3 separate regions of the Homo sapiens genome follow, and all the other regions are linked to region 2. Evidence: chromatin loops called from intact Hi-C (ENCODE). Cell type or tissue: A673. All regions are shown on one strand. Each heading gives the region's core, and the rest is flanking DNA. Links, peaks and the distances in the headings are about the cores only.

Evidence for each region. Peaks named below come from ENCODE experiments on the same cell type or tissue, not always from the same donor. Only the 100,000 strongest peaks of a DNase experiment are listed, where the experiment ranks them.
Region 1: it touches region 2 in a loop (10-fold over the local background); 2 of 110 quality-filtered maps call a loop at or near these places.
Region 3: a loop joins it to region 2, with 5 times the contacts of the local background. A loop is called at or near these places in 3 of 110 quality-filtered maps.

Annotation. Positions count from the first base shown.
Region 1 is chr12:89,140,644-89,150,979 of GRCh38, forward strand. No RefSeq gene overlaps it. Among named protein-coding and RNA genes, the nearest start is that of LINC02458, 130 kb to the left of the region's middle. In A673, for the core only: no CTCF peak of the experiment used is centred there; a DNase peak (open chromatin) is centred at 4,788; H3K27ac peaks cover 3,373 bases.
Region 2 is chr12:89,272,555-89,282,890 of GRCh38, forward strand. It overlaps the pseudogene RNU7-120P. Among named protein-coding and RNA genes, the nearest start is that of DUSP6, 75 kb to the right of the region's middle. In A673, for the core only: CTCF peaks have their summits at 5,846 (motif pointing left) and 6,735; a DNase peak (open chromatin) is centred at 6,427; H3K27ac peaks cover 2,738 bases.
Region 3 is chr12:89,151,870-89,162,205 of GRCh38, forward strand. No RefSeq gene overlaps it. Among named protein-coding and RNA genes, the nearest start is that of LINC02458, 140 kb to the left of the region's middle. RefSeq lists an enhancer at 8,834-8,893. In A673, for the core only: no CTCF peak of the experiment used is centred there; DNase peaks (open chromatin) are centred at 4,692 and 5,282; H3K4me3 peaks cover 459 bases; H3K27ac peaks cover 3,150 bases.

The DNA.
Region 1 (10,336 bases), core at 2,653-7,652, 130 kb before region 2:
TCTGGACCATTCTGCAGCTACAAGGAGGAGGAAGAGCACATTACTGCCAAACCCCAGACATCTGCCTGGTTGCCAGCCAACCTTCACAGCATCATCTCTGCGAAGATCGCATGTCACAGCTCACACCCTTGCCAAGTCATAAGCGTAAAAATACATGCAGTATTAATAGCCTCTGGTATTTCCAGCACGATGCTTGAATTCTGGAAAGGGATCCCCTGAACATTCCTAAATTGAACCATGGTGAGAACTGTCATCTTGCAAAATGCCATTTGAGTCTTTGCGGGATCTTTTCTCAAATCTCACTTGTCCAGTCAAGCTCATATGGCTGGTTCTAGGACAGAATAGATGTAACTATAAGCAGTACACTTAACTGGAGCTGTGGGAGAGGGAAGTTATGAATTTCAGATGAAGGCCAGAAAGCTCAGCAAAATGTGCATATGCACAGACCCAGTGTTATATACAACATCAAGAGCCGAAAGGCCTTTGAATTCCTTCCATGGACACCATATTAAGAATCCTTGATCTGTATTCTACACAACATGTCCCCACTGCACTCTATTAAAGTATTTTAGTGAAAGTTAACATTGAAAACTAGATACTAGGATTTTAGAGAAGCCCTAAAAGAGGCATCTTTTTCCTTTACTTTCACAAATAGTGGCCTTTACTTTCTTGATTAGAACCTACAGCTTCTAATGGAATGCAAATGGCACTGGGCAATGGGGGAAAGAATCCGGTAGACTGAAACTATAATTACTTTGCTTTCATTGCCATGGGCTCTCTGTCTTTCTTTAAATTTTTCTGCTTGTCATTATGTATAATATTATTCTATTCCCAGCATTTCTTTGCCATTGCATTTTAAAATTGCATAGAAGCCCTATTTTTAATAGTAAGCCATTTCCATCAGTTATCAGTAGCAATTGCAATCTGTTGCAAAAAAGAGTTCCGAAGAAACCAAAAATTCAGTCATTTCCCACAATTTATGACTTGATGCTGACCATACTGAGGAGTCTCAAGACATGGTTTTGAGTGTATTTCAAAAGTGCCTCTTTGGCCAGGCATGGTGGCTCATGCCTGTAATCCCAGCGCTTTGGGAGGCCAAGATGGGGGGGATTGCTTGAGGCCAAGAGTTCAAGACCAGCCTGGTATCCTCAGGATTGTGTTTAAATGCCCTGGAGAACACAAAGGAAAAATAGCTTCTTCCTTTAGAGAACTCTACCAATTAAGAAAGTAAGACTGATTATAAGGCAATGAGAGAATAGAACAATTCACTAAGTACTTACATTCATGGACCATAAATTGAAAAAAGTGCTCTAGATAAAGAAAAAAATATTCTGGGTTCTACCATCTTACCTGTCTATACTAAAAACAGGACTTTATGAATGCTGCACTGAAATAGCATAATTAGGGAGGGAAAAAAGACATGTCAATAATCACCAATAAGCTTTTATTTTCTGGCATTCTGCACAGCTTCATGCTATACAATAGGCACATAAAAATATTAAGAAGTCATAGCCCCTGTACGTAAGTTGCTTACAACTCAAGTTTATAGTTCCCAAATGATAAGAAAGAAAAGGTTGCTTTCTTTTTTTCCTACTTGAAGAGGAAGTGTTGAAGGAGAAATCTGTTCTGGCAAGATTCTCAACCAGAAACAGAAACATTTCCATTAGAAATATAGCAAATAGGACTGTTCTCCTGAGATTTCTAACCTAATTAGTCAGATGAAAACATTTTTCAGATATTCCTCTGCTCATGTGTTTAGAGATGATAAAAAATCATTGAACATATTTTCTTCTCTACTATCTCTGGAACACAGGCTGTATCACTTGAGGTAAAAGGAGACTGACAAAAACAAATCTGAAGGTCATTTAGAAAGAGGGCAGGCCTGGAATGAAAATAAAAGAGCCCTGAACAATTCTCAGACAGTCCCAACCAATTCTCATTTAAGATATTAATGCTTAATGGTTTTTAATCCCTAAACCAAGTTGCAATAAGACTAAGCGGGTAGTGATGAGAATGAATGAAGTTAGTTGAATCAAACAGAATTTTATTAGAGGGACCTTTGCTGTGATTACAATCCAATCCAGAATCACAGTTAAGCAATGAAGTTTCATGAAGCAAAGACATGTTGAATCCAGTGCACATTTTGTTTATAGTTGCCAGCACTGAACTGCCTTTCAAACTGCCAGGCACACTTTACCATATTAAGCACTTTATAGTCACATGCCCTGAACAGTGGTCTTGGAGAGAGAGAGAGAGAGAGAGAGAGAGAGAGAGAGAGAGCTATTCCTTACTGCACCATATAACATGCACGTAGAAAATTACATAAAATATACATGAACTTTTTGGCAATTATTCAAATAGTCCAATCCAGTCAAGAAATAGAATATTGTCAGTACTCTATAAGCACGCTCTGTGTTCCTCTCTCCTGGAGAAAACCACTATCTTTACTTGTGTTCATCATTTTCTTGCTTTTCTTTGCAGTGCTACTACTTATGTATGCATTCCTAAACAATAGTCTGGTTTCACCTGTTTTTTAATTTCATAGGAACAGAATCATAATGTAGGCATTCTTTTGTGGCACAATTCCTTTGGTTAACTTTACATTTGTGACAATTTCCAATGATGTTGCCTGTAAGTGATTGTTCATTTATATTACTGTTTAGTATTTAAATTTATTTATTTGTTATACATATAGCCAGGGCCCATGTATGAGAGTTCTCTAGGATATATTGCTGGAATTGCTGGGTCATATGGTAGGTATATCTTCAGCTTTCCTCAACAATGTTGAGCTTCCTTTCAATTTCACATCCTAATTTTAGCCAATTTGGTCAGTATGTCATTGTCATTTCCACTTAATTTTTCTAATTGCTAGTAAGATTGAGTACCTTTTCCTATGTGTACTGGCCTCTCCCACTTCTTAATTTAACAATCAACATCACCCTAACTCGGCTTCTTTGTATAGCACACACATATGCAGCAAGTAGCCTGACCATTTTCCAGTTGATTTGGAATGCTTTCACCATTGTGATTATAAAACTGTTATATCAACTGTGCTTCAATTCATATCAGTCATTGAAACAGTCTGCGAAGGATGGAATGCTTTTTTGTTAAATCTACCGTTTGATGTTATAAACATGTTTGAATCCCAGCCTATACCTAGTCCTTAAGCTAATCATGGTGAAGTTGTACCAGGATAAAAGATGAAACATGAACTCTTTCCAGCACAAAAAGAAGTCTGTTTAGTACAGAAATTGAGGACCTAAGATCCATCAATGCAGGGCATTATGATAGTAGCTTATTGAATTGGTTTCTATTTTCTGAGTGGAATTACAGACTTTGAAATTTAGGGTAACACTAGGATTCTCTCTTCCTCTGACTGAAAGAGCCCTAGAATTTCAGAGTAAGAAAGATGTAATATGTTATTATGTTTCTTATAGAGGCATTCATTAACTATTTACCTCACGTGCCCCAAATGGTCAAGGGCAAGCTACACTCTCACTGATAAAGAACATTTTCTGAAAGAGCCTCTATTTTGCAGAAATGTGGCCTGCTCTGCACATCCTTGGGGTTACAGAGCAGAGAGCCTCCCTATGTTTGGCATTAATCTTTTAATCCTCTTAGATCATTTGGTTTATTGTCCCAATCTACCTGTTTTCATTGTTTTTCTGTTACAAATCAAAAAGAAAATCTCAGCAATGCTCAGAAGTATTTTTATAAAACACAAAACACTAATTTTGGTTGGCATAAATTAAAATAAAACTTTGTCTTCATTTCTCAAATTTATTGAATATATATCCACCTTCCAGTTTTTTTATCTTTTATAAGGAAAAAAATTCCAACACCTGTCGACAAATAAGTATACCTCTTTAAGTGCATAACTACAGAAGATACAGAGGACAAGAAACTTCAAAATGCATAATTGCTCAAACAGCCAAGAAACTATTCAAAGGCCTACGTCTTCCTGGGCTTTTTGTTTATTTTGCTTTTTGTTGTTGTGTTCTTTTCAGAGTGAAGGCCAAATTTACAGAGCACTAAATTCAGAATATGAAGGAAAAATAACTTACATGAAATGTGATATAAAAATAGCCAACCAACTGCCACTCAAAGGAAAATAAAACCAATTATTTAGCTAAATTGAATATTTGGTCGGAACAGTTGCTTTATCTGGATGTTGCCTTAATCTCTTCACGAAGGATATTAGGAAGGTACAATTGTCTCAATTATTAAGACATTTGCATTTTATCAGAGGTATCTGCATGGGGAAAATTTCCAAAATGGGTAACTACTTATAGATTTCTGGCACACATTTTTGACAAGGAAAATGTTTTTCAACTTTATATCGTGATATATTACAATAGTCTTTTTCTATTGAAATCCACTTCACATTTATATCAGATGTTACATTCAATATAATAACCCGAGTGCACAGCAGTGTTAAGTCCTTAGTAAACACACATATTCTTGTTGAATGAATAAATGAAACATTTATGTGGCCTACAATTGACTTCATTTTAAAGGTTTAATTCATATAAGTAGGGTGTACCCATAGTTTTTAAATAAAGGCACATAAAATCTCCAGTTTAGTCAGTTTAAAGTTTTAAGCCAAAATTAGTCTAAAAGTAGAGTAAGAGAACTCCTGTCTCTCTAATAACCAGCATTAACTTCAACAATCCAATCAATAAATTATAAATTATCAAAATCAAATCAAAGCCTGACTTTCTCATTTGTTTGAGGGCAGAAAGAAAGAAAAAGACAAATGAAAGGAGGGAAGGAAGGAAGGAAGGAAGGAAGGAAGGAAGGAAGGAAGGAAGGAAGGCAGGCAGGCAGGCAGGCAGGCATTTTTATAATAACATTAAGGAAAAGACAAGTTTAGCACCCCTTCTCCAAATACAGCATGGTATACCAGAAAAAAACATAGATGTTAGCTCCATTCGTATTCAGGCAACAAATACTATTGAGAACCTATGTCAGGTACTGTCTCGAAAATAAACAAAAAAAATGTTTAATGAATAAAACACAGCCCTTATCAGATGATCTTACTGTTGCTTGGTGGTGCGCTATTCAACCCTGTATTCAAATCTCATTTTTACCCTTTATATGACTTGGTACAAATTACTTAATATCCCAAAGCCTTGATTCTCTCACCTGTAAAAATTAGGAAAGTTTTAATTTATTTCTCAGTAGGTTGCTAGAAAGATGAAATGTGGCAGTGTACTCTATGTACACGTATATGGTATATCAATAGCAGGCACTAACATAGATGAAGTCCTCTCGTCTGCTGCTCTTTCGCCTGCAAACAACCAGTTATCCCCAGTAAGACATGAAAACAGAAAAGATATTTACATATTTATGATATAATGTATTATTTTGAGATCCTTTTAAATCGAAAAGCAAGTATCATAATACACATTTTTTGGTTAGTGGAATTTGTAATACCAACTATATTACCTATATGTTCATGTTTTTCTTTCTATTTTTCATTTACTAAACTACTCATAATGACTTCTATATCATTAAATGTGACCATGGGAGTGAAACAAACATGTCCACAGAGTCTTCTGGGTATAAAAGACAAAGATTAACAGAAAGAGGATTGAGAACTGAAATAAAAATGAGAGGGAGAGACCAAAAACAAGCAAACAAAAATACCTATTAATACCTCATATCAACCTTGTATTATGTATTTAAATAACAGTACAAAATAATTTAGTTAACCTAAAAAACAGTGGAATCAATATGAAAGTCAATTTTTTTTTTTTTTTTTTGCAATGGAGTCTTGCTCTGTCACCCAGGCTGGAGTGCAGTGGCATGATCTTGGCTCACTGCAACCTCTGCCTCCTGGGTTCAAGCGATTCTCCTGCCTTAGCCTCCCAAGTAGCTGGGATTACAGGTGCCCACTACCACGCCTAGCTAATTTTTGTATTTTTTAGTAGAGACAGGGTTTCACCATGTTGGCCAGGCTGGTCTCGAACTCCTGACCTCAAGTGATCTGCCCATCTCAGCCTCCTAAACTGTTGGGATTACAGGCATGAGCCACCATGCCCGGCGGAAAGTCAATATTCTCTAACCTATTTCTTGTTTTAGTTGGCCTGCCTCATTTGATATTACTTTTATTGTTTTTACTCTTAATTTGATGCAAAGGTTTGAGAAAACAAGTTCATCTCTTCAGCTTGATATGGTCAAAGAAAAAAATCCAGAAGAGGAGGGAATGGCAAAGTGTATTGACAAGTGACACAGTAACAAATTGGAGAACATATTTGCCAAATGTAGAAAATATTAACGTTCAAAATATATAAAGAATTAAAGAAGTAAAAGGAAAACAACCCGAAGAAAACAAAAAAGACAGAAGACTTAGGCAATTCACAGCAGAATTCTATATGATCAAAATATTAAAATCTCTCACTAATAATTAAAGAAATAAAATTCAAAACATTAAGAGAAATTTATTTCTATCAGATTAATTATATTCACTTTTGCTAAGGGTGTTCATAAATAGAAATTTTCTTACAATGTATTTGGAAATATAAATTCATGTATAATGTATGGAGGCCAAGTTGACAATGCCTATAAATAATTAAAATGTATATGCTCTTTGTCCAAGAAATTCCACTTCTGGGAATTTATCCTATGGTTATAAATATGAAAATCTATGAACAACAGTTTCTTATATCATTTTTATATTAGTAAAAGTTGGAAACAGTCTAAATGTCCTTAGATAGGGAAATAGTTGAAAAAATTGCAATTAAGCTATAAAATGGAGTATACTGTGATATGGCTTGGCTCTGTGTCCCCAACCAAATCTCGTCTTGTAGCTCCTATAAGTCCCATGTGTTCTGGGAGGGACCCACTGTGAGATGATTGAATCATGGGGGCGAGTCTTTCCCGTGCTGTTCTTATGATAGTGAATGGTTCTCACTATCCGATAGAGATCCGATTCTTTTAAAAACAAGAGTTTCTCTGCACAAGCTCTCTCTTTGCCTGCTGCCATCCACATAAGATGTGACTTGCTCCTCCTTGCCTTCCACCATGATTGTGAGACCTCCCCAATCATGTGGAATTCTAAGTCCAATTAAACCTCTTTATTTTGTAAATTGTCCAGTCTTGGTATCTCTTTATCAGCAGCATGATGGATGAATTAATACACACTGCAACAAGACTATTTCTCAAAATTATATGCATACATGTGTAGGACATGAAAACATGTCCCAAAATACATTGTGAACAAAAATTAAACTGTAGAACAAAATGTACGATTTATTCCAATTAGTGCGAAAACATTATATATGTGTGTTTATGTCTTTGTTATGTATCTAGAAAGAAGGCCTAGAAGATATCAACCAATCTACTAATAGTGATCTATTAAAAGGAGAAATTAATTAAAAGCATTGAGGGAGAGGAGGGCATATTCTAGGTAACATTGCTTGAGAAGACAGAATTATCTTGAGACACCTGTTTGCAGATGACATGATTGTATATTTAGAACACCCCATCATCTCAGCCCAAAATCTCTTTAAGCTGATAAGCAATTTCAGCAAAATTTCAGGATAAAAAAATCAATGTGCAAAAATCACAAGCTTTCCTATACGCCAATAACAGACAAACAGAGAGCCAAATCATGAGTGAACTCCCATTCACAATTGCTACAAAGAGAATAAAATACCTGGGAATACAACTTACAAGGGATGTGAAGGACCTCTTCAAGGAGAACTACAAACCACTGCTGAATGAAATAAAAGAGGACACAAACAAATGGAAGAACATTTCATGCTCATGGATAGGAAGAATCAATATCATGAAAATGGCCATACTGCCCAAGGTAATATATAGATTCAGTGCCAACCCCATCAAGCTACCAATGACTTTCTTCACAGAATTGAAAAAAAAACACTTAAAAGTTCATATGGAACCAAAAAGGAGCCTGCATTGCCAAGACAATCCTAAGCAAAAAGAACAAAGCTGGAGGCATCACGCTACCTGACTTCAAACTATACTACAAGGCAACAGTAACCAAAGCAGCATAGTACTGGGACCAAAACAGAGATATAGACCAATGGAACAGAACAGAACTCTCAGAAATAACACCACACATCTACAACCATCTGATCTTTGACAAACCTGACAAAAACAAGAAGTGAGGAAAGGATTCCCTATTTAATAAATGGCACTGGGAAAACTGGCTAGCCATATGTAGAAAGCTGAAACTGGATCCCTTCCTTACACCTTATACAAAAATTAATTCAAGATGGGTTAAAGACTTAAATGTTAGACCTAAAACCATAAAAACCCTAGAAGAAAACCTAGGCAATACCATTCAGGACATAGGTATGGACAAGGACTTCATGACTAAAACACCAAAAGCAATAGCAACAAAAGCCAAAATTGACAAATGGGATCTAATTAAACTAAAGAGCTTCTGCACAGCAAAAGAAACTACCATCAGAGTGAATAGGCAACCCACAGAATAGGAGAAAATTTTTGCAATCTACCCATCTGACAAAGGGCTAATATCCAGAATCTACAAATAACTTAAACAAATTTACAAGAAAAAAACGAACAACCCCATCAAAAAGTGGGCAAAGGATATGAAGAGACACTTTTCAAAATAAGACTTTTATGCAGCCAAAAGATACATGAAAAAATGCTCATCATCACTGCTCATCAGAAAAACGCATATCAAAACCACAATGAGATACCATCTCACACCATTTAGAATGGCGATCATTAAAAAGTCAGGAAACAACAGGTGCTGGAGAGGATGTGGAGAAATAGGAACACTTTTACACTGTTGGTGGGACTGTAAACTAGTTTAACCATTGCGGAAGACAGTGTGGTGATTCCTCAAGGATCTAGAACTAGAAATACCATTTGACCTAGCCATCCCTTTACTGGGTATATACCCAAACGACTATAAATCATGCTACTATAAAGACACATGCACACGTATGTTTATTGCGGCACTATTCACAATAGCAAAAACTTGGAACCAACCCAAACGTCCATCAATGATAGACTGGATCAAGAAAATGTGGCACATATACACCATGGAATATTATGTGGCCATAAAAAATGATGAGTTCATGTCCTTTGCAGGGACATGGATGAATCTGGAAACCATCATTCTGAGCAAACTATCACAAGGACAGAAAACCAAACACCACATATTCTCACTCATAGGTGGGAACTGAACAATGAGAACACTTGGACACAGGGCGGGGAGCATCACACACGGGGGCCTGTTGTTGGGTAGGGGGCAGGGGTAGGGATAGCATTAGGAGAAATATCTAATGTAAATGATGAGTTAATGGGTGCAGCAAAGCAACACAGCACATGTATACTTATGTAACAAACCTGCACATTGTGCACATGTACCCTAGAACTTAAAGTATAAATTTAAAAAAAAAGAAGGGAGAAAAAGATACAGATTTTTATAATGTTGCACTTTTACCCTAACTTTACCATAGGAAACAAGAGTTCAACCTTGATCATAGATGGCAACTCACTCCCCATGTCAAAGAGAAATTAGAGAACTATGTGAAAGAGTATATAGGTGTTTTATCACACTTAGCAGATAATGTGTTTTTTACAAATTGAAAGTTTGTGGCAAGCAAGTCTATTGCTGCCATTTCTCCAACAGAATGTGCTTACTTTGTGTCTCTGTGTCACATTTTGATAATTCTTGCAATATTTCAAACTTTTTCATTACTACTACATCTTCTGTTGTCATCTGTAATCACTGATCTCTGATGTTACTACAGTAATTGTTTTGGGTACCACAAACCATGCCCACGTAAGATGGCAAACTTATTCAATAAATTTTGTGTGACATCACTAATCATCAGGGAAATGCAAATTAAAACCACAATAAGATTCCACCTTACTCCCACAAGAATGGCCATTATTCAAAAGTCAAAAAACAATAGATGTTGGCATGGGTGTGGTAAAAAGGGAGTGCTTATATACTGCTAGTGGGAATGTAAATTAGTAAAAGCTTTATGGAAAACAGTATGGAGATTTCTTAAACAACTAAAAGTAGATCTACCAATTGATCCAGCAACCCCCCTACTGGATATCTACCCAAAGAAAAATAACTCATTGTATCAAAAAGACATCTGCATGCATATGTTTATTGCAGCAGGATATGGTTTGGCTCTGTGTCCCCACCCAAATCTCATCTTGCAGCTCCCATAATTCCCACGTGTTGTGGGAGAGACCTGGTGGAAGATGATTGGATTGTGGGGGCAGGTCTTTCCCATGCTATTCCTGTGATAGTGAATGGGTCTCAAGAGATCTGACAGTTTTAAAAAATGGGAGTTGTCCTTCACAAGCTCTCTCTTCG
Region 2 (10,336 bases), core at 2,915-7,914:
ACCCTGTGTCTGTTGCTCCCCTCTATGTGTCTATGTGTTCTTATTATTTAGCTCCCACCTATAAGTGAGAATATGGGGCATTTGATTTTCTGTTCTTGCATTAGTTTACTAAGGATAATGGCCTCCAGCTCCATCCATGTTCCTGCAAAGGACATGATACTCTTTTTTATGGCTGCACAGTATTTCATGGTTTATATGTACCATATTTTCTTTATCCAGACTACCACTGATGGGCATTTAGGTTAATTCCATGTCTTTGCTATTGTGAACAGTGCTACAATGAACATATGTATGCATGTGTCTTTATGATAGAATGATTTATATTCCTTTGGGTATGTGCCCAGTAATGGGATTGCTGGGCCAGATAATATTTCCGTCTTTAAGTCTTTGAGGAGTCACCACACTGGTTGAACTAATTTACATTCTGGAGCATCAATGATATATAAGCATTACTTTTTCTCTGCAACCTCAATAGCACCTGTTATTTTTTGATTTTTTGATAATAGCCATTCTGATTGGTGAGAGATGATATCTTATTGTGGTTTTGATTTGCATTTCTCTAAAGATCAGTGGTGTTGGGTTTTCTTTCATATGCTTGTTGGCCACATGTATGTCTTCTCTTGAAAAGTGTCTGTTCATGTCCTTTGCCCACTTTTTAATGGGATTGTTTCTTTTTCTCTTGTAGATTTAAATTCCTTATAGATGCTGGATATTAGGCCTTTGTCAGATGCGTAGTTTGCAAATATTTTCTCCCATTGTGGAGGTTGTCTGTTTACTCTGTTGATAGTTTCTTTTAAGGTGCTGAAGCTCTTTAGTTTGATTAGACTCCATTTGTCCATTTTTGAAAAGCCACTCTTTTAAGTATTAGTATCATCCTTATCATAGGTTGAGAGTCTCACTCTACTTAGGGATGATCAGATCACATCTGAATATGGTATCAGTTTTGGTTCTTTAAACCCCTCTTTTAAAAAGTATAATGATAATAAAAATAACAGCAAATGCCATTTATTAGAGTGTCTGCACTGCATCAAGTGTTATATTTCACCTCTTTAATTAATCTTCACAACTTGCCTTAAACTGTGTGTAATTATCAACATTTTACAAATGAGAAAGAAAAACGAAACTGAAACACATAAATCCAGTAAGTGGTGGAGCTAGGATTCAAAGCTGGATGTGTCTGACTTCAAAGGACATTCTCTCCCCTTTCGTGCATGCTCAGAGTGATGAGACTTGAAACAATATCTAATAAGAAAAATGACAAGGGAATATCAAGAACACTCATAAGAACATAGCATTGTTTTTCAATGTTATAAAGCCTCTTACTAAGAAGATGAATCAGGATTTGTATGATAAGTATTAATAGAACCAAACCAAGGAGTAGAAGTTATATGGGGCAAGAGTACACTTCAACATAGAACGTTCTAGCAGAATAAGCAGAAGACAGAATAAGTATTCTTCTACTCTTTATGTCCATGGGTAGTGGAGTACTGGGGGTAGCGGGGGGGTGAGAATGGTTAATGGGTACAAAACAATAGAAAGAATGAATAAGACCTACTATTTGATAGCACAACAGGCTTACTATAGTCAAATAACTCAATTGTACATTTTTAAATAACTTAAAGCATATAATTAAATTATTTGTAACTCAAAGGATAAATGCTTGTGGGGATAGATACCTCATTCTCCATGATGTGCTTATTTCACATGGCATGCCTGTATCAAAACCTCTCATGTACCCCATAAATATGTACACCTACTATGTACCCCTCCAAAAATTTTTTTAATTAAAAAAAAAAAAAGATGGAAAAAGTTTCTTCAAGAATGGCCACATAACCACTTAGCAGGAATGTGGTAAAGTATCAGCCAAGTAGTTGTTAACAGGCGATGTTTGGGGTCCTTCTCAGACCTAATACAATCTCTAAAGCTATATCCATGCATCAAGGATACATAGGCAACAGGAATACTAAGAGAAGCAGAGGTCTAACAATTGGCAGTTATTGGGAGTCCTAGTAAAAAGTGACCAGCAAGAAAATGTACTGGATCACCAACTGCAGTGACTAAGATCTAGACTTCAGTCTCAGAAGAACTGGGGTTCCAGACAGGGAAAGAAAAAAGGCCACAACATGAGGGAGCATGGTCTCATTTCTGGTTGCTGAGCTACAAGTCTTAGGCAGAGTAAACAGAGTAAGGTCCTGTCTGAAGCAGGATGGCTCAGTGGCTCAAAGCAGTGAATGGTGTCGATTCAAATTTCTGTCTCACCACTGACCAGCTGTGTGTCTCTGGCCAGGTTATATTGTGAATGTTCACTAGATGTTGGTTCATATTATTATTATTTGTGAATATGGATATTGTCCCAGGATATGGGGCAAAACCAAGACTAAACACAGGTTACCTTTTTTCAGAAGATTATAGCAACATAGAAGGACATCAGTAAGCCATAGAATCTTCTACTTTTAAACCAGAAAATATAAAAGCTCTACTTCTGAGAACTGAGTCCTACTTACAGAAGCTTCTAAACTTAAGAAAAGCTAAGCTTAAATTGCAGTTAAAGTTTCCAGTCATGTTCTTTCCTTATGTAAAACAATTATATGTGTAGTTCAATTCAAAATGCATTCATGCATAGGGCATAAGGTTTAAGAATGTGGGCTCCACGACCATATTATCTGTGTCCAAATTCTATCTGGATAACTACTAGCTGGTTCATCTTGCCAAGTTATTTAAGATCTCTGGACCTCGCTTCTTTCATCTGTAAAATGGAGATGATCATAGTACCTACTTCAGAAGGTCAGGATAAGGATTTATAAGGAACAACAATGCCTGCCTGCAAAGCAAGAGTTGAGTTACCTATTATTATAATTCTGATTAATTGCCAGGCATTGTGATAGGTGTAGGAGACACAATGAAAATTTATATAATATATTGTTATGCTATGTTATATTACATTACATTACATTCTAATGTTATACTGTCTTATTAACTGTCTCACTTACTAGAAGCAACCTCCATGAGAGCAGGTACTTCAGATCCTAGAGGAGCTTCTGGGCTAGTAAAGAAGACAGATTCAAAAGCAGAACTCCACTGACGGAGTGTGGCGGCTCACACCTGTAATCCCAATACTTTGGGAGGCCAAGTTGAGAGAATCACTGAGGACAGGAGTTCGAGACCAGCCTGGGCAACATAGCAAAACCCCATGTCTACAAAAATAATAATAATAATAATAATAATAATAATAATAATAAAAACAAAAGAAGAATTTCAAATAACATGTGCCAAGTGCAATGATGGCTTAACCTTCCAGTGGGTATAGTGAGGCCAGAGTAGAAAGTAGCTAATTTAATCTGGGAACCCTTCCTGGATGAGGGAATGCCTAAAGTAAGTCTTCAAGAATGAGTAGATGGCAAAGTTCTGGTGGAATCTTTGGAATCTTTTAGTCAAAAGAGATTTCGCCCAAAAGGTTAGCAAGTAAAATCCTCTCCAGGTGTCCTAACTGATTTAGTATCAATAATAACAATAATCAACCATCAGATTAAAAGATTTGATGATATCCATTGAAACAAGAAAATCATTTTGTCTAATTTTGAACGAGCTGTTGCCCAGTGATTGACATGAATGTATTTCAGTTGGAAAGTATTGCCCAAATAATTGAAGAAGAAAAAAGTCACTGGAAAACAGGTAATAAGATTCACATCTTAGAGTATTTGGAAAAGGAAAGAATATGCAAAAGAAGCTAGCTTCTAAGTGGAAAAATATGAAATAACTAATGACATGTTACCTGTGACCCTGCAAGTGAACTGGATCCTCTTTAAGGGCAGCGGATGTTTCTTACACTTTTTGTAGCTCCAGCTCCTAAAGTAGTGCTTGGCAATAAAGGTCTAATTAATTAACACCTGAACAAATAGAGTTGAAATACTGGCTTTTTAAAAATAGGAAATGATAAAGTCATCTTTGAAATAAGCATAATAATTACCAACTTTTTTAAAGCACTTATTGCAAAGCCAAGCACTGCATTAAGACTGCACATGGATTATCACAATTTAGTCTTGTAAGGTCAGTCCTACTTTTATTCTCACTTTGCAGATTTGTTCACTGATTTAACAAATATTTATTAGAGAACTAATACTTTCCAGGCATTGTTCTGGGAGCTGTGGGCAGAGCAGTGAACAAAGGAGACTAAGTACCTGCTCTCACGGAGGTTGCTTCTAGTAAGGGAGACAAACAGTTAATAAGACAGTAAAACATTAGAATGTAATGTAATGTAATATAATATAGAATAATAATATAACATAATATAATAATATAATATGATAAATATAATATGAGTAACCCTCAGGGAAAGTGTTGGGCTATGATTGAGTCTGAAGAAAGTTCTCAACCAACCCCACAGGGAGCTCTCCAACTAGGATGGCCCTTCAGAGCTACCCAGATGGTTCCAGTCATGTGGACCTTTTTACCTCTGGAGTGACCAGACTTTGGATGCAGGCTGTGCTGGCAAGAGTACATGACCTTTCATGAGGTAGCTCTCTTCATCCAAAGGCAATTCCCAAAGAGGGCTAACAGACGAGGGCTGTCATTTGGCAACACTCCTAGCAGCTAGAGATAAGTCCTTCAGTCTTAACTATTGTGCTATGATTCATCATCAGTCTCTTGCCTACTAGAATGTAAGCTCCACGAGGGCAAATTTTTTCCCTGATGCATCTCAGGTGCCTAAAACAGAGTACCTGCACTTGACAAGCACTTCATAGGTGTCTGTTAAATTAAGGAATTAATGGCAATATATTATTCTATTATAGAACATACATCTAAACCAAAAGTTTCTAAAGGATGAGGTCACGATGGAATAGAATACGTTTTAATAATTTGTATTCATTATTGGCACAAAACTTTTCAAAATATGATTCTTTTTAAAGTCCTGCGTTAAAATTGTGATTAGTGATTTAAAAGTCTGTTTATAAGTTTAGTTTAATAGGCAATGTTAATGGCCATTGTAATGGGCTAAATTTTCTGCCCCCATCCCCCGCCCACAAATTTGCATGTTAACATTTTAATCCTCAGTAACTCAGAATGAAAACATATTTGGAAATAAGGTTTTAAGGAGTTAATTACGTTAAAATAAGGTCTTTAGAATGGGCCCTAATCCGATATGACTGGTTTCCTTATAAAGAGGAAATTTGGACACAGACATGCATGCACACAGAGGAAAGACCACATGAAGACAGAGGGTGACAGTGGCCATCTACAATCCAGGAAGAGAAGCCACAGAAGAAAAAATCATGCTGACAACATGATCTCAGACTTCCAGCCTCCAGAACTGTAAGGAAATAAATTTCTTTTGTTTAAACCACCCAGTCTGTGGCACCTTGTTATAGCAGCCCCAGCAAACACACAGAGCTATCATAGCTGAAAGAGGTAAGTACCAAAGCCACAGAATACTCAATATAAATAGAAACTTGGAGTGAGGACCCTCATTAACAATTGTGTGAATCCACATGCTCAATAATATTCTTGATCAATGAAAAAAAAGTTATGTTAATTCTTAATAGATCTGGCTCGCTCATTGCTTTTCTCTTGTCACATGGCAAAGTAAGCAAAAAGCCACCTCTACGATGGAATTGTACATTTGTTCTTACATTATTAGGTTTTTTAAATCTGCAGTTTCTCTGCAAGAGCCATTTTCTAGCTACTTGTCTATGTGGTGAGCATACATTTCGTTAAAACGAGATAGTGTAATCTGTAAAGCCACTTACTAAGCCCTACTTTGAAACTCTGAAAGCCAATAAAAAGGTGGAACTAATGGTCCCCTCCCTACCTCCACCTTGTGGAACTCCATTTCCCTCTCAGGCAAACTCCCACACTGTTCAAGATACAAGACAGTCTAAAATACAGACCTACAAAGAGTGCTGGGGTATGTCAGCACTAGGCCGTTCCATACGTGCTAGGAAGCTTAATCTCTTTCTTACATTTTCAGACAAAAATAAATAATATAATAGTTCTGGTATTTTCTCTCTAGACCCCAGATGATTGTCTGTAGCCAATCTCTGAGATGCATGAACCCCAATCTTGGAAACCAGTCTACTTGAATAAATAAGGAAAACAGCTGTTTCTTGAATTATTTCATAGACAAAAGCCATCTCTACCCTTGTTCTATTATGTGTAGAATTATCGAGGCCCTAAGTGATTTGCCACTCTTTGAAATGCCTCTTAAACAGTAAATGCCAGCCCTCACACTCCTTATTCAACGGCATTCACTGTCCTGCGGGTTGTACCACCTGATTGCCCAGAAGCATGCCCCTCTCTAGCAAGGACAAAATTGTGAAATCACTCAGCATTTCCGAAAGGAAATCTAGGGTCGAGTTTTATTCTTTGGTATTTGCATCTCTGAGTTAAACCCAGAGGATGCACAATTTAGAAGCGATATAATTGAATTTCCTTTCACCAGCCTGCCGGGGCTTGTTGTCTGTCACTCATCAAAGCCAATGTCTTTGTAAAAGGTTTTGAGAATCACATCTTAATGTCACTGAGCAGATAACATATTAACTGTTAATTGACACAGGAAAATGCCCCGGGGTTGTGTTCCTGTCTTTGTTGGGGGATGATAAGTGAGTTATTATTCATCAGTGCCATTTTTCTTATAGTTTTTAGTGAGGTTATAGTCTGAACTCCCCTTGCCCCCAAGCGTTGGTTTGGGTCATAGTGTCTCTGTTTGTACTAAGATTCGTTTGTTATTAAGTTATAATAGTATCTTTCAGAGTTTAAATGATTTTTAAACTGATTTTCCCTTGGGTAATGGTGCTTTGTTTTGTTTTAATCATACCAACAAAATTTCCTGGGAGGATATTATTTTTTTTCTCAGAATGTTTTTTAAATTTTAGATTCAGGAGGTACATTTGTAGGTTTATTACATAGATACGTTGTGTAATGCTGGGTATAGGCTTTTATTTAACCAATCACCCAAATAGTAAACGTAGTACCCAATAAGTAGTTTTCCAACCCTTTCCCCCTCCACTGTTTTTCGAGTCCCCAGTGTCTGTTTTCATTTTTATGCTCATGTGTACTGATTGTTTAGCTCCCTCTTACAAGTTAGAACGTGCGGTATTTGATTTTCTGTTCCTGCATTAATTCACTTAAAATAATGGCCTTCAGCTGCAACCATGATGCTGCAAAGGACATGATTTTATTCTTTTTTATTGCTGCATAGTACTCCATGGTGTATATATAGCACATTTTTAAAAATTCAGTTCACCAGTAATGGGAACCACAACAAAACAAAGATGTCCACTCTTATTCAACATAGTACTGGAAGTCCTAGCCAGAGCAATCTGGCAAGAGAAAGAGATGAAAGACATCCAAATAGGAAAAGAGAAAGTCAATTTATCCCTATTCTCTGGCAATATGATTCTATATCTAAAAAACCCTAAAGATTCCTCCAAAAGACTCCTAGTTGTCACAAACAATTTCAGCAAAGTTCCAGGATACAAAATCACTTTTTTCTTAGAATTAAAAAAGAATTAAGATAAAAAGTGTTTAGGTACTTAGGTCTAAATATTTGTATTTCTTCAAATTGTCTTCCATTCATTAAGGTCCTCATATTCATATATAATGTTAAGTAAAATGCACATACACCATTTTGTTTTTAGTTTTTTTCAACTCAATATCATTTTATGTAAGCATCAGTCAACTAAGAACTTGGGTGACTTTTAGTTTCCTATTTTTAAAATGGAAAGAATAACATCTACCACTTATGATTATTTTGTGGATTAAATTATGTTAACATTGATGAAATCACCCAACAAAATAAACTCAGTGAAATCTGAGTTTAATGTCAGTGTACTGATAGAGCCCACAACATTGTAATTTTTAAAAAGTAATTCCCACATTTTGAGACGGTTTATTTAGCTAGTTCATCATCAGTGTCTAAAAGGGAAATTGCTAAACACAATTAGTGCATTCATAAATTGTATTCCACATGCTTCTGAAAAGGATAAGTAACTAAAATTTGTCACTTCTCTTATTAATTTGTTGATTAAAAACACAAAAACATATTTATACAGTGCTTTGCCATTTGAAAATTTCTTCCATTCACCTATATGAATCTGTTATAAACTTCATAAGGTTGATAGATATTATTATCCACCCTTTATAGATGAGAAAATAATTGAGCTTCAGAAAAGTAAATAACTTGCTCACAGTTTGTGTTACATTTAAGTCTTCGCATTCCAAATGCAGCATTCTTTTCACCATAGCATACAACCTGGACACATTGCTCACAAGAAATAATTGAATTTTGGGGTTCTGTTTATTTTTGTGAGTTTAATAGGTTTTCAAAGACGCTATAACTTTTTTAATGTGTATTTTGTTATTTGCAAACAAAGCTGTATGATTTACCATATGTGAGCCTACTGAATTTTCTGTTATGTAAACTGTCTATTCACATCCTTTGAATAGACAGGAAGTAGAATCTTTCACCACATCCTCTTTAGCCTGCTTCTTTGCCCTTACAACAAACAAAATTCATTCCATCGTGCTCAGCTGACTGACAATAACACTTCAATGAAATAAGCTTGTTGGAAAAGGCCTTTTTCATAAAGGTAAGACATGCAACAAAAGTTATGAGAACCAATTCAACTAGAAACCTTTAGTGTACCCTGAATCCCACAGATAAATGACCCTCAGCGTTCAGCTCTTTGGAAAGCAGGATGTTTCTGTCTGTACATACGCAAAGTCCACCAACTTTAGTCCTATTTCTGACCATTTCAGCACTGTTCTGGATACCAAAACAGGGTTCCCATGTGTCTTTCAGAGAGGGAATTTCCTAGAACAGCAGCTGGCCTCCACTACCCCAGACTGCCCACACTCCCAGGGTTTGTCTAGAGCCCATCTGGCCTTTGAGTTGGGGGGGTCAGAGGGGGTTGGGCAGGGGTATAGTTCCCCAGGGCATTCATTCCATACAGTCTGTCTCAGCGAGGGACTTTTTATTGTTTGCTCCCAACCTGCAAGCCCTGCCAACTTCAGCATTAAAGCAGTTAGGCACAGTGATGTTTCCCAAAGGGAAAAGAAGGAAAAACTTTATCAAGAAAATTGCTCTCTTTTTAAACTCCTGACCTTATTAAACATTGGAGAGAACAAAAACTGCTGACAGTCTTAAATATGTTGAGTACAATAAGCCAAAATTAGTTCTCAGAGCTAAATCTTGGCTGTCTAACTTAAATGATTTAGTCACCATCTTTTGGAAAGGACAATATGAACAACAGAGTTTTCAATAGATCACTGAGACCCAAAAAGAAAGGCGGACTGGAGTGCAGTGGCGCGATCACGGCCCATTGCAGCCTCAACCTCCCAGGCTCAGGTCATCCTCCCACCTCAGCCTACCAGGTCACTGGGACTACAGGTGCACACCACCACACCTGGCTAATTTTTGTATTTTTTGTAGAGAAAAGGTTTCGCCTTGTTGCCCAGGCTGGTCTCAAACTCCTGGGCTCAAGTAACCCACCCTCTTGAGCCTTCCAAAGTGCTGGGATTACAGGTGTGAGCCACTGCACCCAACCCTAAATTATTTCTTAATTGATATTGGTTTACTGCCTTTTACCATGAGCTGATATGCATAATCTTATCTGGCTCTCATAAGAAATTGTCTGGGAAAATATGATTCCTCGCTATTTTTTTTTCCCATGGGGAGTTTTCTAGTTAAAAAACAGAAAACCTGTTAGATAAATTTTAAAAGAGCTGTAACACTTCTCCATTCTTTTAAATGAAAACAACAGAGGTTCAGAAAAAAAGTTAAGATGGTTTTCCTATGGTCACAAACTAGTGGCAGATCAAAGACTGGAAACCAGTCATATTGCTCTTATGTTGGTATTCTACTTCATCTTCTACCTACCAAAGGGAAAAATGTTAAATATATGTGTGAATATGTATCTTGCATCTATAAAACCTCCATCATAGTAGTAGATTATTCTGTATGAGTAGTTTTTTGTCACCTTAACACTTTATTAGCTTTTGCTATTCTCATTTGAATCTCTTTTTTAAATGTTTTGTTTCTCCAGGCCTATTAACACCATTTCAGAATGCTAATATCACCCAATGAAAAACACTCATGTTTTTTAATTAAACAGCTAATTTGATTATAAATCTAACAGCATAGTCGTGATTGATGAATATTATGGTTACATGAGGGTTTTACGTGGTTAATGCGCACTAAGCAAAACATACCCATCATTGCTAATTGAACTAAGCATTAATTATAAAAAATAAAATTTCAGGAATCATTTTTCCATTTAATTGTCATAGTTCTATTTTTAAACTTTTCCCTGTTTTACTTTAAGTGCAATTTTTTCAGTTG
Region 3 (10,336 bases), core at 3,099-8,098, 120 kb before region 2:
GCTTTGAAAGTAAAGAAAAAGATTTTGAAGAAAATTAAAAGTGCTACTCCAGTGAATAGCCATAGATTAAAAAAAAAGACAGAGAACCAGTCTTATTGCTGATATGGAGAAAGTTTTAGTGTCCTGGATAGATCAAACCAGCTACAACATTCCCTTAAGCTAAATCTAATCCAGAGCAAGGCTCTAACACTCTTCAGGTTCTATGAAGGCTAAGAGAGGTGAGAAAGCTGCAGAAGAAAAGTTTGAAGCTAGCAGAGATTGGTTCATGAGGTTTAAGGAGAAAAAGCCATGTCCATAATATAAAAGTGCAAGGTGAAGCGGCAAGCACTGATGTAGAAGCTGCAGCAAGTTATCCAGAACTAGCTAAGATAATTGATGAAGGTAGCAACACTAAATAATAGATTTTTAATGTAGATAAAATAATCTTCTACTGGAAGAAGATGCCATCTATGACTTTCATAGCTAGAGAGAAGTTGATGCCTGGCTGCAAAGCATTAACGGTCAGGCTGACTCTCTTGTTAGGGGATAATGCAGCTGGTGACTTCAAGTTGAAGCCAATCCTCATTACCGTTCTGAAAATCCTGGGGTCCTTCAGAATTATGCTAAATCAACTCTTCCTGTGCTCTGTAAATGGAACAACAAATCCTGAATGAAAACACATCTGTTTACGGCAAGGTTTACTGAATATTTTAAGCCAACTGTTGACACGTACTGCTCAGAAAAAAATGATTTCTTTAAAAATATTACTGCTCATTGACAGTGCACCTGGTCACTCAAGAGCTCTGATGGAGACATATAAGAAGATTAATGTTGTTTTCATGCCTGCTAACACAACATCCATTTTGTAGCTCAGGGGTCAAGGAGTAGTATCAACTTTCAAGTCTTATTATTTAAGAAATACATTTCATAAGGCTATAGCTGTCATAGATAGTGATACCTCAGGGGTTGTATTAGTCCATTCTCACACTACTAATGATGCAGGATTTTTCTTCCTGGTCACTTTGCAAGCCAGGGACTTCTGGCCAGCAATGCCCTGCCTGGGTCCCCACTCAGCCATAAAGGCATGCCCCAGCTCGCCTGTGTTATAGCTTGGACCCACGTTCAGTGGTTTCCAAGCTCATATACCACACCCAAGAAGAATGAGGATGCTTGAAATTGAAGGATGAGGAAGATGGAATAATTTTATTGAGCGATGAAACAACTCTGAGCAGAGATGGGACGCGGGGGTGGTCCTCCTACCCAAAGACAGTGAAGTCCCCCATGTGGCTGGGTCCAGTGCCTTTTATGTACTCAGAATAGTGAGTGCATGCTGATTGGTTTGTGAATGTGCAAAAAAAAAAAAAAAGGTTAAAGCAAAGACACCACTCAAAGGTGGGCATGACAGTGTAGAAAACCAATTAGGAAAGGGTAGGTGCATTTAAAATAGGTGAAAGGTGGGGATCAGAGGAAAGAGCACCAAATGGGAAGACAAGTTCTCAATGCCAGTCCAAGGATTTAACTTGTAGCTTGGCTATCAGGCTTTAAACTGTCTTTGGGTTAGAGGAAGTAACTGTAGATGTGGTGGAATAGCAAGAGAGCTAGAATTAGAAGTGGAGTTTGAAGATGTGAGTGAACTGTTGCAATCTCATGATAAAACTTGAAAGGATGACAAGTTGCCTACAATGGATGAGCAAAGACAGTGGTATCTTGAGATGGAATCTACTCCTGGTCAAGAAGTGGTGGACATTGTTGAAAATGACAACAAAGAATTTAGAATATTCCATAAATGTAGTTGAAAAACAGCAGCAGAGTTTGAGAGGATTGACTCCAATTTTAAAACAAGTTCTATTGTGGGTAAAATGCTATCAAACATCAGAGCATTCTACAGAGAAATTTTTCATGAAAGGAAGAGTCAATCCATGTGGCAAACTTTACTGTCTTTTTTTTTTAATTTAATTTTATTATTATTATACTTTAAGTTTTAGGGTACATGTGCACAATGTGCAGGTTAGTTACATATGTATACATGTGCCATGCTGGTGTGCTGCACCCATTAACTCGTCATTTAGCATTATGTATATCTCCTAAAGCTATCCCTCCCCCTTCCCCCCACCCCACAACAGTCCCCAGAGTGTGATGTTCCCCTTCCTGTGTCCATGTGATCTCATTGTTCAATTCCCACCTATGAGTGAGAATATGCGGTGTTTGGTTTTTTGTTCTTGCGATAGTTTACTGAGAATGATGATTTCCAATCTCATCCATGTCCCTACAAAGGACATGAACTCATCATTTTTTATGGCTGCATAGTATTCCATAGTGTATATGTGCCACATTTTCTTAATCCAGTCTATTGTTGTTGGACATTTGGGTTGGTTCCAAGTCTTTGTATTGTGAATAGTGCTGCAATAAACATATGTGTGTATGTGTCTTTATAGCAGCACAATTTATAGTCCTTTGGGTATATACCCAGTAATGGGATGGCTGGGTCAAATGGTATTTCTAGTTCTAGATCCCTGATGAATCGCCACACTGTCTTCCACAATGGTTGAACTAGTTTACAGTCCCACCAACAGTGTAAAAGTGTTCCTATTTCTCCACATCCTCTCCAGCATCTGTTGTTTCCTGACTTTTTAATGATCGCCATTCTAAATGGTGTGAGATGGTATCTCATTGTGGTTTTGATATGCGTTTTTCTGATGAGCAGTGATGATGAGCATTTTTTCATGTATCTTTTGGCTGCATAAAAGTCTTATTTTGAAAAGTGTCTCTTCATATCCTTTGCCCACTTTTTGATGGGGTTGTTTGTTTTTTTCTTATAAATTTGTTTGAGTTCATTGTAGATTCTGGATATTAGCCCTTTGTCAGATGAGTAGGTTGCGAAAATTTTCTCCCATTTTGTAGGTTGCCTGTTCACGCTGATGGTAGTTTCTTTTGCTGTGCAGAAGCTCTTTAGTTTAATTAGATCCCATTTGTCAATTTTTTCTTTTGTTGCCATTGCTTTTGGTGTTTTAGACATGAAGTCCTAACTTTATTCTCTTAAGAAATTGCCACAGCCGCCCCAATCGTCAGCAACCACCACCCTTATCAGCCAGCAGCTGTCAGCACTGAGGCAATACACTCTACCAGTAAAAAGATTATGATGAGCTGAAGGCTGGGATGACTGTTAGCACTTTTAGCAATAAAATGTTTTAAATTGAGGTATATACATTTTTTTAGATATAATGCTATTGCACACTTAACAGACTATAGTGTAAACACAACTTTTATGTGCCCTTCAACTTCAGTGTGAAGCCAATGCTCATTACCATTCTGAAAACCCTAGAGTCCTTAAGAATGATGCTAAATCTACTCTGTATGTGCTCTATAAATGAAAAAACAAAGCCTGATGACAGCACATCTGTTTACTGCATGGTTTACTGAATATTTTACGCCCTCTGTTGACAACAAAAAATTCATGTGACTCAATTTATTATGGTGGTCTGGAACAGAACCTGTGGTACTTCCTAAGTATGCCTGTTGTTCATGGCTATTGGAAATGGGATGTGAGTGCCACTGCTCAGCTCCAGCCTCTTGAGGCCACACAGAAACTTCAGACCCAGTTACACAAGATCTCTTCATTTTTCAAGAGAAGCCAGAAATTTAGATTTTTGGCTTTGGTGTTGAGGATACATTTAAAAATTTCTAAACACTCTGTAGAGGCAGACAAAACATATCCAATAGTCAGACAGAACCTGTGTACTCTGGCTTGGACCTCCCCTCAACACTTACCCTAAAATAATTTTGTGTGTGTTTATGTTGGAGGGGGAGTGAACAAATCAATCACATAATGTTATATAGAGAGAAGAAGAAATAGAAAGGAGAAGAATGTCAGCATTAGTTCTACTAAAATTTGAGTTCGCATGGTTTCTTCTTTCATCCTCTAATTATAAATCAGTTGCAATCATTTAAAATACTTATAGTAACTTCACCTCATTATGAAATCTATCATGGTGAATTTTATAAATGTATTACATGATATCCAAGATAATTTTGTTGGACTCAAACTTCTCAAAACACCAGAAGAACATTTTTAAGAAATCACTTCCATATATTCAAATTCTGGTGTCAAGTTTACTTGCTTACTTGGTAGAAGGGATCCTTTTATGAACTCAAGTAAAATGCCCATCAGACTGACTCTTTGTGGCTAACCTAGGGAATTTGCTTATTTCCTCTTTCCTAGCCTGCACTGTATTGTGTAGGAGTTATCAAAATCTCACCTTTGCCAAGGTTTCACTCCCAGCACTCTTTAAAAAGAAAATCCTTAATTAATTTCTGATTGAAAAGGGGCATGTTTACAATTCTTCTTTAAATAAGCTTCTTATATATTTAAATAAAACCTGGTACTCAATTTATCTTTCTAAATTTCAGTTGGTCCAACTGACCCAAACTTGACAACAGAAAGAACAACTCTAAAAAGAATAGCTATTCTTCATCACTGGCCAACTGTTTAAATACATACAAAGTATCTTGGATCAGTCTCCTATAATGGTGTTTAATAACCAGATTTTCTGACAGCCCACAAAGAATACAAAGTTTTATTTTCTTAATAATGATACCATGTCTGTACGATGGTGAAATAGGAAGGGTTTCAGTGACTCAGTTTTGTAAAACACAGGAAAACAAAAGACCAGTGGGCACCAGGAAACTAAGTAAGACCTATAAACTTCCCTATTTCAAAGAAGCAGAAACACTAAGAAATGGAAGCTAAGGCTCATATCCTTCAGGGAGGACTTCAACTCTCTGATCTTTCAAGTCAATGTTAGCTTTTTGATATTGATGAAATAAATGATCAAGTTTCAATATAGCAAAGTCTTAGTTATATGCCCTGATGGAGAGATCAAGGTGACATGGACAAACCAAATGGGAAGGAATCAACAGAATATTTTAAAAGAATGTGTTTGGCTCTGGCAGGAATTTCATGCTTTCATGTAGTAGCTTCATAACTCCTTTCCTAATCAGGTTTGGATTGATTTAAATAAAAATTAGTTTCTGTTTCCTGAGCCACTGAAAGCAGAGAGATGACTTAGAACATTCTTCTGGCCAAAATTATTGCAGCTTAACCAAGGGCAAGCAGTAAGATAGCATCCCACGCTCAGATGATCTGGAGCTCAATTTAACACACATTCTGCTTCAGAAAAATCCAAAATTCATGACTAAGAGAACTTAACCCAAAAGCAGTGGCATCACCTTCCTTTACTCCCACTGAGTGAAAATAAACTGGAGGATGGCTAAGCCCCAAAACAGTGAGTTGCTAATCATCATAGTTATCATACTTCTTTTGGAGGAAATGAGATTTAATCCAATGCCTGCATGTGCCTTTTCAGGAAATTGCTCATCTGTCTAATTAAGCTCTTCTTTCTTCACAAGCCTGTGAGTACATTCAGACACATGGCTTCCAGAAAACCTTTTTGCCCTTTTTCTGTTGGTCATTGGAAATTTCTAATTGGTAATTGGAAATCTCCATTTTAAGGAGATTCCATCACTTTGTATTAATCACTGGTTAAACTTCATTGACACTGTTTAGAAAGTGCCATTTCCTATTAGGAAGCACTTTTGAATGAGCACAAATTAAAAAAACCTCAGAGACTATGCAGGTGGGTTTACGACCTTGTCACTAGCATAAAGCATCTAACTGCTCAGAGACTCCAAGTATACATGTGCTCAGGCAAGCATGTTTCAGCTTGTTTATTTGTTTCCCAGCGAAATAGCCATTGTACTTTGCCCTCTGCCCTTTTCATATGATACCACAGGGAACCTGCCCTGTGTCCTGGCTTCCACCAATTAACCTTGCTTTATTTCCTGTCCTTGCAAAGTTAGTACAACCCACTTCACTTCCACCATAATCATTTTCCATTTCCTTCCTTCCAAGCCAGGTTCTTCATTTCTACCTCAATTAAAGAAAAATTGTAACATTTATGAAGTCCTGTGTCAGATCGTGCGAAGATGAAACAAAATAAGACAAGGGTTTTGCCCTCAAGGAGCTCGTGATGCAGTGGGAAGTAAAATACAGCCTCAACCCAAAACCCCACATTCAACTGTGATGGGAGCAAGGAAAAAAAAGTCCTGTTTAACATGTTTAACAGTGTGTGAAGGAAGCAATCAAGAAGAAGCAAGTGTCATTCTTCTCTCTGTCTGTGAAAAAAATTTATTATTACTTTAAAATGCTTTTCTGCTTTGCAAATAATGCTATTCACACATGTGGCCATACATATGTCAAGAGGGAAGAGAAGGGATTTACCAAGCATGTTTGTCCTTTTCCACTGACCTGTTGTATCTAAAATACTTATAGAAAGGAAAAGTTGTCCTTATTTATTAAGTTATAATCACATAGAATATAATTATAAATGACATTAAAAGACACAAAAATGACAATATTGAAGTCAACTGAAGCTAAGGCTCATAAAGCATAATATACCTCTCAAAAAGCATAATATACCAATAACAGAACAGGCCTGAAACCCAAATTTCATTCAGATTTACCAACCCTTTAGCCCACTTTGAATCAAAACTACACAACCTCTTAGATCTGTTGAAAGGCATCACAATATAGATAACTATAAGCCTTCAAGCAGATCTCTGGATTCAAGATTTAACATTCCAGCAGTACTGGAATGCTTTCAGCTCTATTCATGCACACCAAAATGGCTGGAAGAGGATTTAGTTGATCTATGTGCATGCAGCCAGGAGCCTGTGGGCTCCTCACATCTGCTACATTTATAGGTTGAGAACAGATCCAGGCAAGGTCAGTTCCATGTAATTCAAACATTTGAGTTCAGGAAGTCATTATTTGAACATGCATTATGACCATCCAACAATTACATGGTGGCCTGAGGAAGCCAAAATTACTGTATTACAAAAATATTCACAAAGGGCTGACTGATCTGTTATAATACTAGTCACCACTTACCCCCCTCCACTGAACACTGGCTTGTATCCCCACCCATCACAACACTAGCAATTCTAACCAATGGTATGAATGTCATACACATTAGATCAAACAATTCAAAGGCAAACCAAAAGATTGCCAAGCAAAATGGCAAACATCGCAAAACTTGTAGGATTTCATAAGGCTAACAGTAATGTTGAAAAACGTGTTGGATCACACACACACACACACACACACACACACACACACACACACACACACACGCATAAGCCAAATAAGCTAACAGAGGTAGACCTACTGAATAATAAATAGGAAATCAGCAAGGATGCTGATGTGATAGGCATGGCAAAAAATATATATCTATATATGAATAAAAAAGGATTTTAAAAGGCCCTTAAGGGCCAGTCACGGTGGCTCATGCATGTAATTCCAGCACTTTGGGAGGCCAAGGTGGGCAAATCACTTGAGGTCAGGAGTTCGAGACCAGCCCGGCCAACATAATGCAACCCAGTCTCTACTAAAAATACAAAAATTAGCTAGGCATGGTGGTGCATACCTGTAGTCCTGGCTACTGGGGAGGCTGAGGTGGGAGTATTGCTTGAGCCCAGGAGGTTGCAATGAGCTGTGATGCCGCCATGCACTCCAGCCTGGGTGACAGAGTAAGACCCTGTCTCAAAAGAAAAAAACAAAAATAGAATGCAATTCAAGAAATCAAAAAAGTCATTGGGAAAATTAACAAAAAAAAAAGTCCCTTAAGAAAACTAACAAAGTCCTTACTTTACTTACTTCAAAAAGCACCCTCATTGTGGCCACATTGTCAAAGTCATACATATATTAAATGAGGATTTCCATATTGCTATCATATATTTTTATTCAACAATTAAGCCAAAAATGAGTGATCAGCATTTGATTCATCTGTGTTTGTTTCCTTAAAGTGCTAAGTATAATTTAACCTAATTTAAATATAATAATAAACAAATTATGAGATTTAGTTTCCCTTTGAAGATATAGGCCCAATCCCCTTTATTTTCATTATTCTTAAAATATTATAAGTGGATTCATTTTCAGGAACTTTATGTATATAAGTATTTTATGTACATAAATTTTTCTTGGGTAACGAGGAACCATTCACTGCTCCAGCCATGGTCCTTGCCCCAGAGAAGCATCTAAAAACCTGCAAGCCTGCATCATCAAGCAAGTCATAGTTGAGCTCTATGACATCAACAAGTGCAGAGGGATTCTTCTGAACCCTATGCACACATAACCATGGTTAATTAACTTAGTGCTGATGGCAGAGTTTGCCCCTTGCTTTAAATTAGGCTTTTCCTTTGATTAAAATGAAGGGCTTAGCCCACTAAATTTATTTTCCCAGGAGTAATGAAAGAACATCTGTCAAAGAAAAAAAAAGTCTTTAAGTGATGAATGCTAAGTAATGCACCTCAGGTAGCTAAAGATGCTCAGTTGAAGAGATCAACTGCAATGCTATGAGACACATATTAGCATGAGAGGATCCTGCCCGAAATTAGTCTTATACACAGATAAAATACAGCCTCCACCGCCCTAAATGTTCCAGTCCTCTCACCATAGCAAATTTGCTGAAACTCTATTGGAAAAGAACGTCTCCTTCTACCATAAGTTACAAAGCTCTCCATGGGAAATAATTTTATCTCATCCCTTTCCTCTGAGGAGCTGACCTTGTACAATATCAGGAGCCCAGATGTTTTGGAGTCAGACAGGCAGATCTTAAATCCCACCTTTGTATTTATAAGCTGTGTGATTTGGACATGTTTTCTACCCTTTCAAAGCCTCAGTTTCAATCTCTGTGATACCCAAATAATAAAAAGCTGTCTCATGGAGGCAAAGGGACTAAAAACTTAAGCAATGACTCAAGAATGCCCAATAATGTGCTTCATAGTAGACACTTAAAAAAAAAAGTTAGTTCCCATCACTTCCCCAATGCCAAGAAAGACTATGGGGAAGCATAACCCCTCTGGCACCTGGTGGGAAAGGAGGAACTGAAAGGGGATAAAGGGAGTGTAAGAGGAAATGGAGAGGGTGACACACAGACTAACTTCACCAGCACCGCCCCCATGCTCTCATTTCACCCGGGGCCAGTCTTAATCTCACATGGAAATGAGGGATAAGATATCTGCGTGTCAGACAGAAAGTACAAATTCAGTGCATCTGACTCAGAAACTTGGCAAAGATGCCGAGAGCAGATAATAAATATAATCACCCTGATTTAATTCAGATGGAGACCTCAGGGTTCGATCACTTCCAGCTGAGAGGTTCTCCTGTCATTGGAGGGAAGCCTGCTCTGACCTACCTGTGACAGTTGCTAATGGTTTTCTAAATTAGTGTCAAATATGATCTTATGAAGGAGTCATTTTTCCTTTAAGATGGTTTATGAAAGGAGTTTTCTGCCAGCACTTTGAAAAACAGAGAAATTCAACCAAAATCTGGTCAATGTTCATGTTGTTCTTCTATTTCAAGACCTGAGCACTTTCAACTACAATCAGTCAACAAATATTTATTAAGTCTGAAAATATTTGCTGTGTCAGGCACTGTGGGTGATGGAGAAGAGGTGGAGTGCATGGATTCCACTCTCAGTGAATTTTCAACCAGCCTACCTCTACAAAGTGATTGACCAATGAGACAAAACCAAAAAATCTATACTCAAGTGATAGTATACAAGAATGACCCCTGCCTCAGAGAATTGTGATGAGCTTCAAATATACCAATAGCGCAAACAGACATACGGACATGTGTGTTTCACAAATTAGTTATCCTACCCCCTAGAAAAAAAAAAAACAGAGAAATGTGAAAGCCAAGACAGCAGGGAGTCACAAAGATCAGGCTATCAACTATAGATGCTATAGAGATTTTGACAAAAAGAATGCCACTATTGACCTTTTAGAGAACTGCTTCTGGAGGGTGATGAAGATCAAAGCCAGTTAATGCAAAGAGTTAGGAAAGGGAAGCACAATTTCGCAAGTATAGCCAATAGGCGTAAATGACACATTTGAGAGGCTTGGGAAGGAGGATGAAGGGAGAAAACTGTAGCGTTTGGTGAAAGTTAGTCTGCTTATTTTTTAAGAAATGGAACTCTGTTTAAATAGCAGGTTTCTCTAGTAAGAGGGTAAAAATTAAAATGTTCTAGAACCTACCATAACTCTAACCTGATGCCAACAGGACAAGTACATGGTCTTGTGTCTCCAAGGAACTCAAAGATAGGTGGAGAAATTCTTTTACCTTTTAATCAAACAGTTCTAAAATAAAAATAAAAATAAAAACTTGCTTCCCTGGGATTTTTTAAAAAATAGCTTAGTTTATTTCATCAGCATTCTATAAAACAAAATAGAGACTGATCTGTTCTATCTGCAAAAAACACAGTTAAGGTACTTTTGACTAGGAACCTATTAATCCTTATTA